Regions from separate parts of the Homo sapiens genome. Here all the other regions are linked to region 1. Evidence: read pairs that join two places in POLR2A ChIA-PET (ENCODE). Cell type or tissue: MCF 10A. All regions are shown on one strand.

What was found. Peaks named below come from ENCODE experiments on the same cell type or tissue, not always from the same donor. Only the 100,000 strongest peaks of a DNase experiment are listed, where the experiment ranks them.
Region 2: POLR2A ChIA-PET joins it to region 1 with 15 read pairs; 4 of 35 experiments call an interaction of 5 or more read pairs at or near these places.
Region 3: POLR2A ChIA-PET joins it to region 1 with 25 read pairs; 5 of 35 experiments call an interaction of 5 or more read pairs at or near these places.

Annotation. Positions count from the first base shown.
Region 1 is chr13:33,284,284-33,286,783 of GRCh38, forward strand. It overlaps STARD13 (StAR related lipid transfer domain containing 13), which reads right to left and starts at 1,472. Exons shown (of 14, transcript NM_178006.4): 1 at 1,187-1,472. The coding sequence starts at 1,355. RefSeq lists enhancers at 1,575-1,634, 1,645-1,774. In MCF 10A, a CTCF peak has its summit at 1,649; a DNase peak (open chromatin) is centred at 1,528.
Region 2 is chr13:33,168,200-33,170,699 of GRCh38, forward strand. The region is part of intron 1 of STARD13 (StAR related lipid transfer domain containing 13); the gene reads right to left. Among named protein-coding and RNA genes, the nearest start is that of STARD13-AS, 110 kb to the right of the region's middle. In MCF 10A, no CTCF peak of the experiment used is centred here; a DNase peak (open chromatin) is centred at 1,252.
Region 3 is chr13:33,206,459-33,208,958 of GRCh38, forward strand. The region is part of intron 1 of STARD13 (StAR related lipid transfer domain containing 13); the gene reads right to left. Among named protein-coding and RNA genes, the nearest start is that of STARD13-AS, 70 kb to the right of the region's middle. In MCF 10A, no CTCF peak of the experiment used is centred here; DNase peaks (open chromatin) are centred at 1,303 and 2,013.

The DNA.
Region 1 (2,500 bases):
AAACAATCTCATCAAATGCTGCCCGCTAGAATACATATTGTTCTTTCTGGAAACATTACAATAAGATTTTCATGATTACAAACCCCAACTTCCTCTTTAATATTCAATATAATCTTAAACTCATTTATTTAAGTGGAAACTGTATTTTTATAATGGCTCTAAAAATTCCTGGTTAACTTATTTAGCACCAATATAATAATTTCTTTTTTTGTTGTGTAGGAGGAGGGTGATCATTAACTGACTGTCAACGTGTGTTAGGGGCTTCTTAGGAACGGCTCTAAAAATTCCTGGTTAACTTATTTAGCACCAATATAATAATTTCTTTTTTGTAGTCTAGGAGGAGGGTGATCATTAACTGACTGTAAACGTGTGTGTTAGGGGCTTCTTAGGAATGTTCGTCTTTCTGCTTTCTACTGATATACCCTATAAGGAGCATGTTTTAAATTTTTTTTTTTTTTGAGACTGGTAAATTTTAGTAATGTCCAGACTTCCAGGCTGGTATTTTGAGGGGCTGGGAATAAAAAGAATATCAAGCAGCTTATAATCAATATTCTCTTCTCTTTGCATTAGGAAGCTGGAGTTTTGTGTGCAGGTTACGGGATTTGTTTTGAGATGAACGAACACCTTAATTCTCTACCAGGAAAACAATATTAACACATCTGTGGCAACTGCTGACATAAACATACAAACAGGAAGAGAATGCGATTCTAGTGCTTAGCCTGGTGGCCTTTAGAACAGAATTCTTGCTTTCCTCCTCTTCACTAAGGATATTCGAAATACTCTGGGCAGGGTGGACATTAGTCCCTCGCCTCCTCCCTAATGAAATAAACAAGTGTCCACATTTTAAATGTGACGGAGTGTGAGGAAACTGCAGAAAAGCTCCTAAGATACACACTGAGTAACAGTTCTCATCTGTTCTGTAGACACACGTCAGTTTGGGAATTTATGATTCACTGTCCCACCGTGAAGTTTTTTGTGCACTTTATGTTGAGCTATGTGGCAGCTAAGGACTGTCCTGTTTGCTGAAAACTGCAGCCTAAAGTTATTTTTCAAAGTTACGGGTAGTGTGGCATAGAAATCCATATGTTATAAAGTGGAAACAAACAAACAAAAAAAACTGGGTTAGCATGAAATAGAGCCAACAGAAATCAGAATGAGCAACAGCCTTCCACTGCCGGCCACTCACCTTGTTGAATTTTAGTCACTAGCTGATGGCGTGCTAGAATCCGGCTCATCCTGTAAGGAGAGCGTCTTGTAGTCTGATCAAATCGCAAGTACATCTCCTGGCCCTCAGGTGTCATGGAATTTAGGTAGTAGCAGCCTGAGGCTGGGGTCCTGGGCACCTGACTGAACATCTCGGCAGATTTCCTATTGCCACCTCAGTCTGCCTGTGGCTGTTGCCGTCTGTCTCCAGTCTCAGTCAAAGAGCAAGGCACCCAGCCCAGGACAGCTCAACAGACCCAGCGATTTTTAAAAAGAAAGAGGAGTGCCAAAGCCACAACTCAGAATTCCAACCCCCGGGGCCCTCACGTGACCTCGGGAACCAATGAGAGGAAGAGAGGAAAATGGGAACGTTTGCAGTCAGCCCTAAGCCCCGACCAGAGGCAGTTCCAGCCGCCAGGGTCCCTCACACAACGCTGAAAGCAAAATACACGTATTTGACGTGCCTCAGAGCTGACGAAGCACCCAAAAGCAGCCCTCACTAAAGGAGTCGAAAGAAAAAGAGAGAGGGAAGGGCAAAACAAGTAGAAGACAAACAAGTCCAGGGCTCAGGAAACTTTTCAGCCTGTCAAAGTTAGAGAAAGCTCCTTCGCTTTCTACAGGGCAGCAGCAGCCAGGTAAAAGATGGACCTGATAAATCTCTTAAATTTAAAAAACACAACACAACAAAAAAAAACTACTTCAAACAAGCATCAACAGCTGAGCGTAAGCCACCACCTTCATTATCAAGAAACAACTCAAATAAAAACTTTTCCAGTGAAAAATAAACTTCAAGGGCTTTAACACCAGGAGTGAATACACCACAGATCCTGACCCTCACGTGATGGGAATTGGAGGGCTCTTACAGATAAGACTCAGAGAGGCAAAGTACACACGCGTTACGTATTAAGCATCCTTTCCTCTTTGATTTCTCTACTTCCCCAATTTTTAATCACCTAGAGGTAAAATACTTAGAAGGTGCCTATCACATTTAAGACACTGAATCATTTAAGACAAGAATCACTGCAGAAGTTGCAAAGGTACTTCAAAGATACTGTCATCAACCTGCTAAGGACCCATTGAGAAGTTATACAAAAGCTTCTAACATGAGGCCATATATATGTCTCAAAAAGGACGCAAACACAATGCTAGGTGAGCAATATTATTTTTGACTGGGGTGATGATTGCAAGCCAGATAGAGAAAGAGACATTTGGATAGGCTTTTTAAAATGGGGGGAATTCTGATAGGCAGAGGCTGGGGAGGGCTTTGCAAGAGACTGTAGGTACCCATGTGTGCAGA
Region 2 (2,500 bases), 120 kb before region 1:
AATGTTCATTAATCAAGCACATTGGAATGATTTCAAGCTGTAGAGTGCGGCATAGAAGAGGAAAGTTGATTATTTGGAATTGAGACTTGAGTTTGATGAGCCTGCCAGAACCTCTGAGGGCCAAGCCCAAGAGGTTGATATGTCCCTTGGGTGACCATTTTTGGTGTGGATGCACCAACAGCCCACCGGACCACCTGCCTGGGGAAGCTGTGGAGTGAGATAGGAGGAGTCTACAGTATGTGAACCAGGTCACTTTTTGACCTTGTGAATCCTGGATCATTTCCCAACCACAACTCTGTTAGACAAATATGAATCCAAGGGGAAAGAAGTTCATCTGTTGAAAGTCCAGTCTCTCCAAACAAAATTAAACAGCCTATTATCACAAGTCTTTACCAAGGCCCTTTCCTCCGCTGTTAGGATGGGTCCCTGTCAGGTCATTGTATTTCCATTTACTATGATGCTAATTTTTCCCCATAGCCAAAGCTGGAGTGTACAGGGCGTTCTTGGGATCACTGCACAGAAATGATCTACACTAACATCACCCTGGGCCTGCGATTGTACCTCAACATTGAAAGCTCAGTGTCTGTGCAGTAAGATGTTTGATGTGCCAGAGCTATTTGGTATATGTTAGGAAAATAGACCAAAGGCCAGATCTTACTCAGGCATCACCAGGAAGAGCAAAACCCTACCGCCTAGTTCCACAGATCTGGTTAAATCTAGATTGAACTTTGTCATTAAATCCAAGGAAACAGAGCCTGTGGTGGCTCCTGCCCCGGAACGCCTGCCTCTTCTGTCATCCCCTAATCTACTGTTACTCCAGGGACTGATGATTTCAAAAGCTTGAGATTTGTCTCTTGTGTGAGGGTTTTCCACTTAAGTGTGACCAGCATGTTCCTACCATGTACCCATTCCTGCCATGGACACATGGTTCAGAAACATCCAGGGAACCAAGCTGGAAAGAAAAGCTATTGAAAGCATTTCTATCAGAAAAGGAGTCTCTGAGTTCCACAACTGCTGTTCAAAACACAGCTTAGCTGAATTGTGCTGCCTGGGCTAACTTGGGCTTTCCTCTGGGAAGGTACAAAAGGCAATTATTGCATTGCTCAAAAGTTCTATTTAGTACCCAGTTGAGAGTCTGTATTTGAAGGTTCCTACTTTGATAACCACACAAGTATTTCAGAGGAAATAGGAAAACATACATTCCATCTGTAACGTGTGGAAAATGTGGTGAGTTGCTCCTGAGTCATGGATAAAGTGCTGCCTAATAGATTTTCAAGCTCAGATTTGCTTCCCGCTCCCATATAATACAGCGGATAGTAACGAGAAAACACCTAATTTCTAGACATGCTCTAAACCTAATTATGAGTCAGCAAGTCTTGGAGAGAAGCACAGAATATTATATTTTCTCTTGGCATTACATGAATCCTATGCCTTTTTCTGTTTTATTATTACCTTTACTACAATGAAAATGTAGTGTTCAGCAAGACAGTCCCAGAGAGCCAGGCCATGAAGAACAAATGGGGAAGACCCACAAGACAGGGGCTCTGCAGCCTAGAAAGCTCAAAGACAGAGAGTGGGAAGTGACCTATGAAAGAGTTCGCACCCCTCCAGCCCAGGGAATGTGGTGAGCTCAGATCCTGAAGATGAAAAGGATAACATGGTGGAGAAGAAGTGGGCAGCCAGGAATCCTTCTAGAAAACTCCCTTTGGAACATCACGTGTTTTCACTAATTTGTGGGATCTAAAAATCAAAATAATTGAACTCATGGACATAGAGATTAGAAGGATGGTTACCAGAGGCTGAGGAGGGTAGTGGGGGCTGGAGGAGAGGTGGGGATCATTAATGGGTACAAAAAAAAATTAGAAAGAATGAATAAGACCTACTATTTGATAGCACAACAGGGTAACTACAGTCAATAACAACTTATTTGTACATTTTTAAATAACTAAAAGAGTATAATTGGATTGTTTGTAACACAAAGAATAAATGCCCGAGGGGATGAATACCCTATTCTCCATGATGTAATGAGTTCATATTGCACACCTGTATCAAAATATCTCATGTACCCCATAAATATATACATACGCTTACTATGTCCCCACAAAAATGAAAAATTTAAAAATTTTGAAAACAACACTCCTTTTGGAACTTAAAATTCTGGTTGGACAGTGCAATGGGGCTGAAGCTAGCCAGGGAAATTTTATTTAAAAGGCTCCTCAGATAATAGCTGCATTTCATTTTTTATGACAGCAACATGGATAACGAACTGAAATCCTATTCAGATACATACATGAATAACCAAATTTTAACCAGAACCCAGATAAATCAATCATTCAAATAAGATGATTTTTTTTGTTTGCTTTAATGGGCAGGCACTTAAACTTTTAGACCTCAGGCTTAAATGACAACAAAACTGCAATGAGTAAATATCATAAATTAGAAGCAGCCCTGTCCTAGCCATGGCAGGTGACTCCTCGTGTAGCATCATTTCCTATACCCA
Region 3 (2,500 bases), 78 kb before region 1:
GAGAAAATGCCAAAATAGGATATAACAAAATCAGTGCACATTTAATTGTGTATCCTTAAAAAACTCAGGTCATCCTTCACATTCTGATGACATTACACCCTCAGTTGGCAACAGGATTTGCTTGTATTTACACTGCCAATGAACTTGGTGAATCAGGAGAATGCATGGGATGCATTTCAGGTTCCAGATGAGAGGCAGTTGCTTCTCTGGGTTAACCACTACCAAGTGGGGTTGAACAGGTGACTGTGGAACAATCAGTCTGCTCTGTAAGTGAGCATGACAAACAATGCATTGTAGACTTTCGTATACTGCATGCTCGATGGTAATCTCACCTTATCAGTGAGTGGAGGCCACACGTTTACCATGAATAGAAAAAGTGAGTGTTCCTAAACTAAGGCTATATGTTGGAATACTGTACTAGGATTCACAGTCACAGGATCTGGATTCGAGTCTCAGTTTTATTTCTCGGCAGTGTCCTCGAACATGAAAGGCACAGAGTATGCTCTGGAGACCTCACAGATGACAGCAGATCAAATGAAGATGATAAAGAACTTTGTTGTTATTATGCAACATTCGTATTGTTATTTTCAACAACAGAGAGAATATTAAATAAATATACATGTTTAATCTGGCAGAGGATGATACCAAACTACCACTGCCTGTGATAAGGAGAGCTAAAGATGAAAGGATTCCGGGAGTAAGGTGCAGAGTATACAGTGCATGCTGAGGATAACAGCCACTCAGATTTTAAATGTTTGAACTCCACAGTGAGGGAGAATACGAAGTAAGCATAGGGCAGAGTGGGGCTGAATAGCAAAAGTTTGATACCTTAGTTCTCCTTCCACTCTCACTCAATAGAACCCTAGAACTGGCATCTGCCATTAGTCAGTGAGCTCCTTAAAGGCAAGAAAAACACAACTGGAGTCTGTCAAATAAGAGAATGAATGAGACTTTGAACTAGATAAGAGGTACTCACTCTAAGAGAGGGAGTATAGAGTATTGTGAGAAGCCTGAGTTTGAAGTTGTAAAATCAGATACTTCAAGGTTGAGAGTGCCTGTGTGTCTCAACCTTGTAGGGATTTGTAGAGAGAGAGGCTTTCTGAGTAACTGAAAAGTAACACGAGAGATTTTGTTCAGGGTCCCCTGATTTCGTCCAGCTTTCTACACTCACCCCTCAACTCCACCCCTTTCCCACTTCCTCCATGAGAACGTCATTCTGTGACAATGAACTTGAGTCAAGAACCAGGATGTCTGTAAACATCCCTTTAATGAAAGCACATGGATTGTTGGGTCAATTCTTCCCATATGGTGTTGCAAGTCTTTGCTTGCTGTAGCTGGCCAGAAGTCAGCTTTTTAATCCAGCAGGCCCTGCTCGATGCAGGCTGTGTGACAGGCATCTGTGACCCTGCCCCGCCCACAAAAGGCAGATTATAGGGGCTGCTCCTGCTCCTACCCTGCCTGGCACCTCACTGCCAATGAGCTTCTGTGCTCTTGACTAAATATATTGGGAAATTCCCTACTTCCATAATAGTTTCATGTGTGTGATCTCTTCTCCCCAAGCTAAAGGATTATGCCAATTTTGGGTAAGAGAATTTGTCAACTGCGAAGATCTTATCTAATAAATCCTTTTAAAAAACCTCCTAAAATGTGCAAGACATTCCGTGCTAGCCACTTCAGAGGATGTGTGCTGCCAGCTCTCTCTGGCACAGGTGGTCTGCAAGGGTACATGAAATGAAATTATCACCTAAAGCAGGATATGAGGACAGTGGGAGGTGGAAGGAGTCTAGGTTGGGGAGTGGGAGTGGGAGAATCTAGAAAACATGGCGGGGTTGTAGCATGAGGGTACACAGGCAGAGATGAGGGAGGACCCAGGAGAGAGAAGGACACTTCCAAGTAGGGAGTGAGCTCTAAGGCACCCAAAGAAACAGGAGGCAAGGCAAGCTTGGGGACTCAGGAACCTTCTGGTGCTGCTGAAGCACAGGGAACACGTGGGGGAAATCAAGCAAATGAGTCATCAAAGGTGGGGCGGAACCATATATGGGATGGCCTTGGATGCTGGGAGAGGGTATGGGGAGTTCATACCAGCTCAGGTAGCAATTATGAACCCTTGGGGGTTTTAGAGCACAGGTGTAACACAGTCTGAGCGGTGAGAGCTAGAAACCATGTTAAGGATGGATTCTAAAGGGAAGCGTAGGCAGATGGCTCCACTCAGGAGGCTATGGCAATTATTTCAGCAAGAGGTCATGAAGGCTGAACTAGGAGGACAGGGTTGAAAACAGGAAGAGTGCTAGAGGCAACCAGAAAGACATGTGAGTCCAGGGAGATATGTCTTAGGAAATTCCATCTGGAGGAATTTTTCCTGGAGGTATTTGCAGACAGGTGTACACACATATTCAAGTTTTAATTTCAGCATCTTTCATTGCAAAAGATTGCAAATTACCTCAGTGCTCACCAATAGAGAACTTACAAATAAATTATGGTACAGCCACATAGTGAAATA